Regions from separate parts of the Mus musculus genome. Here regions 1 and 2 are each linked to region 3. A link is a loop called in an ENCODE intact Hi-C map of the cell type or tissue named here. Cell type or tissue: left cerebral cortex. All regions are shown on one strand.

Evidence for each region. A loop is a pair of places that touch in the nucleus more often than their neighbours do. Peaks named below come from ENCODE experiments on the same cell type or tissue, not always from the same donor. Only the 100,000 strongest peaks of a DNase experiment are listed, where the experiment ranks them.
Region 1: a loop joins it to region 3, with 6 times the contacts of the local background. A loop is called at or near these places in 32 of 42 quality-filtered maps.
Region 2: it touches region 3 in a loop (4-fold over the local background); 7 of 42 quality-filtered maps call a loop at or near these places.

The regions. Positions count from the first base shown.
Region 1 is chr1:16,431,760-16,435,759 of GRCm38, forward strand. The region is part of intron 5 of Stau2 (staufen double-stranded RNA binding protein 2); the gene reads right to left. Among named protein-coding and RNA genes, the nearest start is that of Stau2, 86 kb to the right of the region's middle. In left cerebral cortex, a CTCF peak has its summit at 1,840 (motif pointing left); a DNase peak (open chromatin) is centred at 1,848.
Region 2 is chr1:15,872,853-15,876,852 of GRCm38, forward strand. All of the region lies in intron 2 of Sbspon (somatomedin B and thrombospondin, type 1 domain containing), which reads right to left. Among named protein-coding and RNA genes, the nearest start is that of Sbspon, 18 kb to the right of the region's middle. In left cerebral cortex, a CTCF peak has its summit at 2,395 (motif pointing right); no DNase peak of the experiment used is centred here.
Region 3 is chr1:16,103,952-16,107,951 of GRCm38, forward strand. It overlaps Rpl7 (ribosomal protein L7), which reads right to left and starts at 482. Exons shown (of 7, transcript NM_011291.5): 1 at 414-482. The coding sequence starts at 427. Rdh10 (retinol dehydrogenase 10 (all-trans)) reads left to right here and starts at 1,931. Exons shown (of 6, transcript NM_133832.3): 1 at 1,931-2,355; 2 at 3,844-4,000. The coding sequence starts at 2,067. In left cerebral cortex, CTCF peaks have their summits at 307, 1,169 and 1,836 (motif pointing right); DNase peaks (open chromatin) are centred at 494, 882, 1,500, 1,877 and 1 more place; H3K4me3 peaks cover 3,173 bases; H3K27ac peaks cover 2,321 bases.

The DNA of each region.
Region 1 (4,000 bases), 330 kb after region 3:
GAGGGCTCTGACCTCCAGAGCAGGTGAGAGAGCCATCTTGTGTCCAGGGTCCCTCGGAGACCAGTATATGCAGGTGAGCTTGCAGACTGCAGAGGCAACAAATCTGGGACAGGCCCTGTTTCTGGCCTTCATCTTCAGCCAGGAGGCAGGTCTGAACGCCAGACCTCTGTGTACCTTCCCTGCAAGAGGAGAGCTTGCCTGCAGAGAGTACTCTGACCACTGAGACTCAGGAGAGAGCTGGACTCCCAGGACTGCTGACAGAGGCTAACAGGATAACAGGAGGAACAAGCTCCAACCAGAGACATCTATAACAACTAACACCAGAGATTACCAGATGGTGAAAGGCAAACGTAAGAATCTTACTAAGAGAAACCAAGACCACTCACCATCATCAGAACCTAGCACTCCCACCTCAGCCAGTCCTGGATAACTGAACACACCCGAAAAGCAAGACTCAGATTTAAAATCATATCTCATGATGCTAGTAGAGGACTTTAAGAAGGGCATTAATAACTCACTTAAAGAAATACAGGAGAATACTGCTAAAGAGGTAGAAGTCCTTAAAGAATTACAGGAAAACATAACCAAACAGATGATGAAATTGAATAAAACCATCCAAGACCTAAAAAGGGAAATAGAAACAATAAAGAAAACCTAAAGGGAGACAACTCTGGAGATAGAAACTCTAGGAAAGAAATCAGGAACCATAGATGCAAGCATCAGCAACAGAATACAAGAGGTGGAAGAGAGAATCTCAGCTGCAGAAGATTCCATAGAGAACATGGGCACAACAATCAAAGAAAATGCAAAAAGATCCTAACTCAAAACATCCAGGAAATCCAGGACACAATGAGAAGACCAAACCTATGGATAATAGGAGTAGATGAGAATGAAGATTTTCAACTTAAAGGGCCAGCAAATATCTTCAACAAAATTATAGAAGAAAACTTCCCTAACCTAAAGAAAGAGATGCCCATGAACATACAAGAAGCCTATAGAACTCCAAATAAGCTGGACCAGAAAAGAAATTCCTCCCGACACATAATAATCAGAACAACAAATGCACTAAATAAAGATAGAATATTAAAAGTAGTAAGGGAAAAAGGTCAAGTAACATATAAAGGCAGGCCTATTAGAATTATACCAGACTTCTCACCAGAGAATATGAAAGCCAGAAGATCCTAGACAGATGTTATACAGACACTAAGAGAATACAAATGCCAGCCCAGGCTACTATTGACACTATTGCATATGCCAGCAAGATTTTGCTGAAGGGACCCTGACATAGCTGTCTCGTATGAGGCTATGCCAGTGCCTGGCAAATACAGAAGTGGATGCTCACAGTCATCTATAGGATGGAACACAGGGCCCCCAATGGAGGAGCTAGAGAAAGTACCCAAGGAGCTGAAGGGATCTGCAACCGGATATGTGAAACAACAATATGAACTAATCAGTATCCCTAGAGCTTGTGTCTCTAGCCTACATATGTAGCAGAAGATGGCCTAGTTGGCCATCGTTGGGAAGAGAGGCCCCTAGGTCTTGCAAACTTTATATGCCCCAGTACAGAGGAACGCCAGGGCCAAGAAGTGGGAGTGGGTGGGTAGGGGAACAGGGTGGGGGGAGGGAATAGGGAAATTTTGGGATAGCATTTGAAATGTAAATAAAGAAAATATCTAATTAAAAAAGTTACCTTTAAACTAGATAATCACTGTAAAAGTAGACTTCAAATATAAAGGGATTGTCTTAAAAATAATAATAAAAAGTAAAAACAAAACAAAACAAAAAACCCCACTAGTCTCTACACTTTGGCAGTACACAAGCACCACCTAGTGGCTGAAATCAAAACGGTATCTTTCACCTTCCCCACTCCAAGTCTACTGTACAAACTACTGTCACTTATTAGGCACAAGAGTGGGTTTCTTTGAAAAGAAAGTCTGGCAAAGAAAAACCACAAGGGCAAGAAAAAGATGGAATCAAGGAAGGTCAAGCGCTGTATCCAGCTAGCCTTAGGGTCTGCCTAACAGACGCCCCAGTTATGTGGGGCAAAACCCCATTCTCAAATAGCATAATCTGAGTGGAAGATCTTTCAAAATATGTGTCAGAAGGACAAGGGGCTGAAAGCCTCCTGCCAAGCAATAATAACTTTTCATTTGTAAATAGACAATACTTATCAACTATTAATAGGATGCCTAGTTTAACTCATTCTATTCTTTTCTACATAATTTATTTATAAAGAGGTGGCAGAATGGGGCCAGGTAGATTGAGCAGCAAGCAAAGGTGCTGCTGCCAATCAAGCCTGGTAGCCTGAGTCTGCTTCCCAAGCCCACAGAAGAGGAGAGCAATGGTTCCTGTACGCTGCCCTCTGACCTCCATGCATACATGATGGCATAACTGTAACACACCTCATACACACGCACACACACACAAATTTGAAAAGAAAACCTTTTACAGATGACATGCAGAAATACATGTACTGTGAATAAAGACCGTGAGTTAAAGGTATGGTACCCGGCCTGCTATGCTAGTGGAAGACATGCCTTTTGGAAGTGGGGCCTCTGTGGAAGTAGTCCAGTCAATATGAAGGTGTGCCACTGAAAGGGGTACTGAGGAGCTAGAGAGATGTCTCCGTGGTTATGAGCATTTGTTCCCAATTCCCCCATGGCGGGTCACAACTATCTGTAACTCCAGTCCCAGAGGATCTAATGCCTGTCCTCTCTCGACCTCCTTGGACACCAGGCATATACGTGGTGTACAGAAATACCTATAGACAAAACACTCATACACAGAAAATAATAAAGGAAATCTAAAAATTCATCTTTGATAATATAAAAGGAGTCTGAAATCAGACTGTCCATCTTTCTGTCTTTGCACCTAGCATCTGAAGGTGAATGGCGTCTTCTACCATGGACTCCCAGGAAGATGTTCTACCTCACCACAGGTGCAGAGGCAGTAAGGTCCAATCACCAGGGTTGTACACGTCCATACTTGGAAGCCTGAAGCCTTGTGTGTCAGAATGTACCTGTAACTTGAGGACTTAAGAGGTAATGCAGGAGGATTGGGAATTCAAAGCTAACCTCAGCTACACTATGAGCTTCCATAGAAGACTCAGTCTAAAAAAGTTAAAGGAAAAAGGATTACCCTTCCCGTTTTTACAACAAGGTCTTCTTACTTTGTTGCTCAAGTTAGCCTCAAATTTATGTTATCCTTCTGTCTCAGCCTGTCAAATGGGGAAATGCCAGGGTTACAGGCAAAAGCCCCGTGCCCAGCTGACTATTTTGTCACAGTAATAGATAATTAACACATGCATAAGCTGTTCTCCAACCTTCCCTTAGCTGTCCAGTCTCCTGACACAATACGACATTTTTTTATCTACAAATACGAATATCCCAGGATACATGCACACATGCATGTAGGCTAAGCACATCTACTCACAGTTTGTCATTTGGATATTAAGTGCTTTCTATTTGTGGAATATCAACTAGGGCCTTAGACAAAGAGAAAAACACCACAAGATGCAGCTACAACCAAGCATCCTGGGTGTTAACAGGAGAGAAGTACTTCAGAATCCCCCCTGTATCACCAAGTTGTACAAGAATAAACCTCTCCACTTATAAAACAGAACAGAGGAAAATAACATTCTGCTTAGGCCTCTATATGAGCTCAAGCAGAAAATCCAACAGCAAAGAACAAAGAAAACAACAGCTAATTACTATTTATATTACCTTAAGTAGGAAATGAGATAAGTTTTCAAAAGTATCCCTAAGTGATGTTTCTTGGACTTAGCCTCTCAGTTCCTGGTTTAAGCAGCTACCAGTTAATCTGGAATCTGCCAAGAAGTAAGCTGCCTCCAATCTTGTGCTCCACATCTCCGGAGCAGATTCTAGCTTAAGCTGTCATCAGCAAATTCAGGTCACACATGAAATCATACCTTTTAGAGATTACTGAGTAATGCTGCCTTTCTAAGGAGGCTTTCCAGCTGAAACTGGCATTGCAGCTTGAG
Region 2 (4,000 bases), 230 kb before region 3:
AACTCGAATGGTTGAGAAACACCTAAAGAAATGGTCAACATCCTTAGTCACAGGGAAGTGCAAATCAAAACAACTCTGAGATTCCACCTCACACCAGGCAGAATGTCTAAGTTCAAAAACTCAGGTGACAGCAGATGCTGGCAAGGATGTGAAGAAAGAGGAACTCATTGCTGGTAGGATTGCAAGCTGGTACAACACCTCTGGAAAGCAGTCTGGCAGTTCCTCAGAAAATTGGGCATAGTACTACCGGAGGACCCAGCTATACCATAAACCCAGAAGATGCTCCAACATGTAATAAGGACACATGCTCCACTATGTTCATAGCAGCCATATTTATAATAGCCAGAAGCTGGAAACAACCCAGATGTCCCTCAACAAAGAAACGGGTAGAGAAAATGTGGTACATTTACACAATGGAATACTACCGGCTATTAAAGACATTGAATTCATGAAATTCACAGGCAAATGGATGGAACTAGAAAATATCATTCTGAATGAGGTGACTCAGTCACAAAGGAACAAACACGGTATGCACTCACTGATATGTGGATATTAGCCCAAAAGTTTGGAATATCCAAGGTTCAATTTACAGACCATATGAAGCCTAAGAAGAAGACCAAAATGTGGATGCTTCAGTGCTTATTAGAAGGGGAAACAAAATACAGGAAGAAATATAGAGGCAATGTGTGGAGGAAAGACTGAAGGAAAGGCCATCCAGAGACTGCCCCATCTGAGGATCCATCCCATATATAGCCACTAAACCCAGACGTGATTGTGGATGCCAGGAAGTGCTTGTTGATGGAAGCCTCATATGTCTCCTAAGAGGTTCTGCCAGAGCCTGACAAATACAGAGGTGGAGGTTTGCAGCCAACCTTTGGACTGAGCTCGGGGTCCCCAGTGGAGGAGTTGGAGATGGGACTGAAGGAGCTGAAGGGATTTGCAGCCCCATGGAGGGAGCAACAGTGTCAACAGGCCAGACCCCTGGGGACTGGACCCCCAACCAAAGAATACACACGGAGCAACCCACGGCGCTGGCCACATATGTGGCAGAGGATGGCCTTGAAGAACATCGGTGGGAGGAGAGGCCCTTGGGCTTGAGGGTGGTCAATGCCTCAGTGTAGAGGAATGCCAGGACGAGAAGATGGGAGTGGGTGGGCAGAGGAGCACCCTCATAGAGGCTGAGGAGGGGGGATGGAATAGGGAGTTTCCAAAGGGGAGACCTGGAAATGGGAAAACATTTGAAATGTAAATAATGAAAATATCCAATAAAAATATAAATAAAAATTGTTGTTTGGGTAGCTGATTTGACTTTCCTTTAAAAAGAAAAAGTCATTGAGTGTTTTTTTACTTCAGATTAGGACAAATTTTCTGACAATTTCTGAAATGGCCCTAAACATACTTCTGCTGTTTGTACTGCATTTTTATGTGAAGCAGTGTGCTCAACATTAAAGGTTATAAAATCAAAATATCAATCAACTCTGAAAAATATCAAGGACTTTTTGTGTCCTATATATCAAATATTCAGCCAGTACTTAATTTTTAATGTGAAGATAAATAAGCACATCTACTTCGTTAGTATGTATATCTGCTTTCATCTTTAATAAATGGTAAAATTATATATAAAAAGAACTGTTTTAAAGTAAATTTCATTTTGGTTTATTATCAGTAAGCATTTTATTTATTTACCTATCATATATTTGTATCCACTTGGGGTGAAATAAAAATTTGGAGGTTGAAAGGGTGTCACAAGCAGAAAAGGTTAAGAAGTCGTGGATAGAAATAATATCAAGGGAAAGAGTCTGGACAGGAAGGTGGCTCAGATGGTAATATGATGACTGCTGCACAGTGTTTGGACCTGGGCTCCATGCCTTAGCAACCACATTAACCCAGGCATGGCAGCAGTCACTATAGAATCCTAGCGCTGGGGAGAGAGTCCAGCTAAATCAGTGAGCTAACTCCAGGCTCAATGAGAAAGCCTGTCTCAAAAGATAAGGTAGAGAGAGACTGGGAAGACATAAAACGCCAACCTCTAACCTCTGTATGTGCACGCACATGCGCATGCACACACACACACACACACACACACACACACACACACACACACACACACACATCATATGGCTATATATGTTCAGTATAGACAATTTTCCCTCAAATATTTCAAGTCCAACTTGGGTGAGTCTACAGATTGTATGGACAGAGCCTATGAGTAACTCAATAGCCTCTCCTGCCTTTTGCTTAAGAAACTGAGCAATCTAGATAAGGGCAGATAGTGGCTAAGGCTGGGTTATGAAATGCTAAAATCATTAACATGAGCAAACTGGTGTGAGGGGGCTAGTTTAAAAAGAAAAAAGAAAAAAAAAAAGCTTCAAACTACATGTTGATTTTTCCTGGCACCTGACTGCCACAAGATGGCAGGCCTTAATTCTCTTTCAGATTTTCTTTTGTTTTGTTTTGTTTTTTCTTTATTTCTCTTCCTCTTTTTCCCTCTCTTTCTTTCTTCCTCTCATTCTTCCTTCCTTCCTTCCCTTCCTCCCTCCCTCCCTTCCTTCCTTCCTTCCTTCCTTCCTTCCTTCCTTCTCTCTCTCTCTCTCTCTCTCTCTCTCTCTCTCTCTCTCTCTCTCTCTCTCTCTTTCTTTCTTTCTTTCTTTCTGTTTTTAAGAGGAGTAACCTTTTATTTACATGTTTCCAGACAAATGCAGCAGAGTAGGGTGTTTGGGGAGGATTAGTCAGAGACCAAATCCTTTATCCGACTCCTCGGCCCTTTTCTTGGCTTCAGTTCTGGCTGTAGCGGCAGCACCAGTGACGAGGGCAGTGGCTACAAGAAAAGGCAGCTGTGTGAGCCCAGAAAGCAATGACCTTTCCAAATGGGAAGGTATATGCAATTTTCAAAGACGAAGCCAGGACCAGATGTGTATGTGTGTCAGGCACAAGGGGGTCAGGAACAACTTGAGATGTCAATCCTGGGCAGCTGTGTGCCTTGTTTTATGAGATGGGATCTCTAGAGAGGCTGGTTGGTCACTGTGGCCTCTGATCTCTAGAGAACAACTTGACTCCTGCTTATCAACACTGGCATTATACGCACATGTACCATGTCTGGCTTTTACCATCTGGTCTTTAGACTTTACTGTCCAGGGGTTGAGAATGTAGCTCAGTTAGTAGAGCATTCTTTAGCATGTAGCCCTGAGTCTATCTCTAACACTGGAAAGCAACAGCAACAACAACATGCATTTATATATATATACATATAAAACATACATATATAACATACACATATGTACTGGCTAGTTTTGTGTCAACTTGACACAGCTGGAGTTATCACAGAGAAAGGAGCTTCAGTTGAGGAAATGCCTCCATGAGATCCAACTGTAAGGCATTTTCTCAATTAGTGATCAAGGGGGAAAGGCCCCTTGTGGGTGGGACCATCTCTGGGCTGGTAGTCTTGGGTTCTATAAGAGAGCAGGCTGAGCAAGCCAGGGGAAGCAAGCCAGTAAAGAACATCCCTCCATGGCCTCTGCATCAGCTCCTGCTCCTTGACCTGCTTGAGTTCCAGTCCTGACTTCCTTTGGTGATGAACAGCAGCATGGAAGTGTAAGTCGATAAACCCTTTCCTCCCCAATTTGCTTCTTGGTCATGATGTTTGTGCAGGAATAGAAACCCTGACTAAGACAACATATAACACACATATACATACACACACACATATATATGTATATGTATACACACACACATCTGTGTGTGTGTGTGTGTGTCTGTGTGTATGTGTGTGTGTATGATCCTATCACTCAGGAGATAGATGTATGAGAATCAGAGGTTCAAGACCAATCTGGCCTGCAGGAGTCCCCATATTCTTGTTTAGTTTCTGTGCTGATCATCTGTGTTATAATGTTTATTGTTGTTGTTATTTGTTTCTTTCTTTGTTTCGGGAAAGAGTCTTGATTTGTGGCCCAGGCTTGTTTTCAAGTCTGAATCATCTTGCCTGAGCCTAACACCCCTGACT
Region 3 (4,000 bases):
AAGTTGTCAAGTCACACTGAAAAAACTGTACTGCACACTTTTTGGGTTCCAGGACTCACTGATCCTCGATCAAGTCTCAAGCTCCATATGCAGGAGGCTGCCGGTAAGCAGCCGGCTAAGATAACTTTAGCTACAAAGGATCTCGTTCCATGATTCCGCGGAATACATTCTACCGAAGAACGGACCTCCGCCCAAGTAGCCGGATCCGCAGTCTGCCCTCAGTTTGCTCCTGGTACTGCCAAGGCCTCCGCGCGGAGGCCCCCCGCACTCCCTCCTAGTACCACACGGCGTCACAAACACCCAGACAGGCAGGCAGTGGTTCCAGGCTACACTCAGATACAGGAAAAGTGAGACAAAATGCCTCTAGTTTGGGGGATGGAGAAGGATTCTGGGGGAGAGAAGAATCGACTTACGGAACAGCCTCCATGGTTCCAGCCGGAAAAGAAGAGAGAAAGGTGGCGCATGCGCACTGTCTCCTTAAAGGTCTCAGGGCGCGAAGCCCCACGCCTTATAGCTGTCCTGAGATAAGCCGGAAAATAATCTAGAATTGAGATTTTTGCACTTTGCTGGCGCAAAATGAACAGCTTGGCTTAGTCACGGCCAGCCAACTTTATGGTAAAACTCATCGGAAAACAAATGCACTGAATACATTTTTTTTTTTTTTTTTTTTTTTTTTAATGAATAGAGTGGGGACACCTCGTCAGCTCTGGGCTTAATTTCTCCAGGTTGCGTTGACAACCCTAGGGTCAGGCTCTGCGGAATTCGTTGGACCCAAAAGGCATGTTCAGGGATGTGAACTACAAGTCCCAGCATGCGTCGCTGCATAACCCGCGGGGCTGGAGGGCGACGTTGACCGACACTCTGGGCAGCCTTCGCGGCGGTGATTCCCATTAGGCTCACTAGAGTATGAGGCTTCACGTCCTCAGCGGCTAGCTGAGCTATGAAATCACTGTCTGTCACCTCCTCCGGCTCTCTGCGGCCCGTGGCCACGCAGCCCTGCTCCCCCACCTCGGCTGCGCTGCCGAGGTCCTTTTTCCGCCCGACTGCCGGGCTGTCTTCCGCAGCGCCTGATCATCGGCCGCCAGGTCCACAGTCCCTCGGTTGGCGAAAGCAGCGAGACCGGGAAGAGTGATGACCCGAAGGTCCGAGGAGGATGGGGGGGTTCGCTGCTGCGGGACCCGGCAGGCGCAAGCCACGGCGACCCTCAGCAGGGGGCGTGAGCCGCGAAGAGTGGCACGACGAGGGCGGGAGCCTTCGGCCGCGGTCGTGGAAGAGGGGCTGCCCCGCGCGGTGGGGCGGCCGGCGGGAGGGCGAGCGGGGAGGGGAGGCTGGGCCGGGGGCGGGGTGCGACCGGGGGCGGGGAGGGCCGAGCTGAGGGAGGGCCGATGCCACTGCAGCGGCCGGCGCTTCCCGGCGGTGGGTTATATAGCGCGGAGTGTGGAGCTACCTCAGAGCCGGCTGGGAACGCTCAGACGCTGCGGGGCCCCGTGCCCGAGTGACAGCGGCGCGAGTGCAGGGCAGGGGACCCGAGTCGCGCTGGCAGCTCGAGCGGTTGGCAGCCCTCGCGTGCGCCCCGCAAGTCGGCCCTTCCCGGCGCTGCCCGCACCCTCCCGCAACTTGAGTCAAGTTGACAACTCCCGCGTCCCGACGCATCCGCTCGGCGCACCCCTGTCCTAGGAAGACGGGGAGCCGCTGCAGCAGCGCCGGGGACGTTCGGGCGGCGGCGGCTTGGCCATGAGGGCAGCGCGCGTCGCCTAACTCGCGGCTGTCACCGCCGCTGCAGCGGGACTGGACGGACGGACGGACGCTGTGGGACAAACAGGCGGCCGCCAGCAGGAGGCGCCGAGCCGGGAGCAGCGGCAGGCACAGCCCGTGGCCACTGCGCCGAGCCCGGGCGGAACTGGCCCCGCGCAATTCAGCCCCGCAGCACCTCGGGGGCGGACTCCGGGCGCAGCCTTCGCGTCCGGATCGCGGTGACAAGCGCCTCCGGGGCCAGGAGCTGGGCTGTCTGGCGCAGGGAGAGTGAGGACACGGTGCTGGGCTGCTGCGGGACCCGGGGCGTCGCGATGAACATCGTAGTGGAGTTCTTCGTGGTCACTTTCAAAGTGCTGTGGGCGTTCGTGCTGGCCGCGGCGCGCTGGCTGGTGCGGCCCAAGGAGAAGAGCGTGGCCGGCCAGGTGTGCCTCATCACGGGCGCGGGCAGCGGCCTGGGCCGCCTCTTTGCTCTCGAGTTCGCCCGGCGCCGGGCGCTGCTGGTTCTCTGGGACATCAACACGCAGAGCAATGAGGAGACCGCAGGCATGGTTCGCCACATCTACCGGGACCTGGAGGCGGCCGACGCTGCTGCTCTGCAAGGTAATGCCTGTGTATTGTTGAGTCAAACATCTCCCCAGCCCGGAGGGTCTCCACTGCCTAGTGTCATGGGCAGCCTCGCTCTCCCGGAAAGGAACACCCCGCTGGTCTTCTGGAAGGCGAGTGGAATTTGCCCCTTGATAAGAGAGCAAGGTTTTCTGTGTTAGAAGACTGAAAGCGTGCAAAACATAGGAGATCCTGTTTCTTCGGTCCCAAGCTGAGGTTTCCTAAACTCTGCGAGTAGTGTAAGACAGGGGGAACTTGCTACCGCAGGTTTGGGTCCAAAAGTAATTTCTCAGTCTGATTTGCATGTGGCATGATGGGAAGATAGAGAGTCTTGAGAAGTTGTTTCCACAGTGGACTGAAACAGTTATCTGTTTCTGTGAGGTCTGAGCTGCTTAGACTTGGGCGCTATAGATCCTTTCACTATAACTTTAGCTCCTGGAAAATAATTACATTGTTTCCCCAGCCTTAAGTAAGTGCTTTAGTTACTAACCCTGAGTAAATATGAGTGCTTCCCTTCCTCTTGAGAAAGTGCTTTCTCTCGCCCCCCCCCGCCCCCCCCCCGCCTTTTGCAAAATTTCTCTCATGATTTGGAGGCACCCCAATCTACATCTTATGTGTTTAACAATTAGTTTGCGCCTGAAACTTTTTTAAAGCCTAAGTAGAGATCATGACCCACTATAGATACTGTTCTAGGAAAATTGGTGGCTAAATTGACTTGGGCTCCATTCTCCCATATACCTGTCATTTGTTACCAAACTTACCAGAAGCTGTGTGTTTTATGTAAGGTTCAAAATGTTACATTTTCAAAGCTAGTGTGGAGAGGCAACAAATTTGGGCATTTGTGCTCCCTACCCAATCTTAAAAGCAATGCTTTAGAGAAGAGATTTTGATTTCGATGCTGTTTGGACTCTAATGTGGTACACTTGCATATTATTAACCTCTAAACTTTATCTGTGAGATTAATTCTTAGGGGAATCAGTTTAAAATTAAACCAGTGACTTGCATTCTTTCATTAGAAACTGCTCATTCATTGCTTGGCTTTGAATGAGTTTAGATTGTTGCTTACAGTTTGGATTTGTGAGCCTTAAAGTGAATTTCTGTTTTGAGAGCAGAGCTCTCTCTGGCCACCAGCTTCCTCCCCACCCCCATCTGCAATGTGTGTTATTCTCTGGGCTGAGATCAGTTCTTTGCAGGTGTCTAGCTCCAGCAAGTTGATCCCATGTGGTCTACTTGTATTGGACTTGCCACAATTACATGACTTTCCCCTAAGCAAGGTTGTCCAGTAAATTGCTGTAATTCCCAAAGACTTTCAGGGGAGGAAGGCAGCTGTAAGCTGAATTATTGGCAGGCATTACAGTGTTAGAAATTTGAAGCTCACTGTAGTATTTTGCTTTGTATGATTTCTCTCCTACTGACTGCCTTGTGGCTCACTTTCTGCAACCCTTCTTTCTTTCATTCTCCCCTCATCCGGACTTCTGAGGACAGCTGGAAAAGGTGAGGAGGAAATCCTGCCCCCGTGTAACTTACAGGTTTTTACCTACACTTGTGACGTGGGGAAGAGAGAGAATGTCTACCTGACAGCTGAAAGGGTCCGCAAGGAGGTTGGCGAGGTCTCGGTCCTGGTCAATAATGCTGGTGTGGT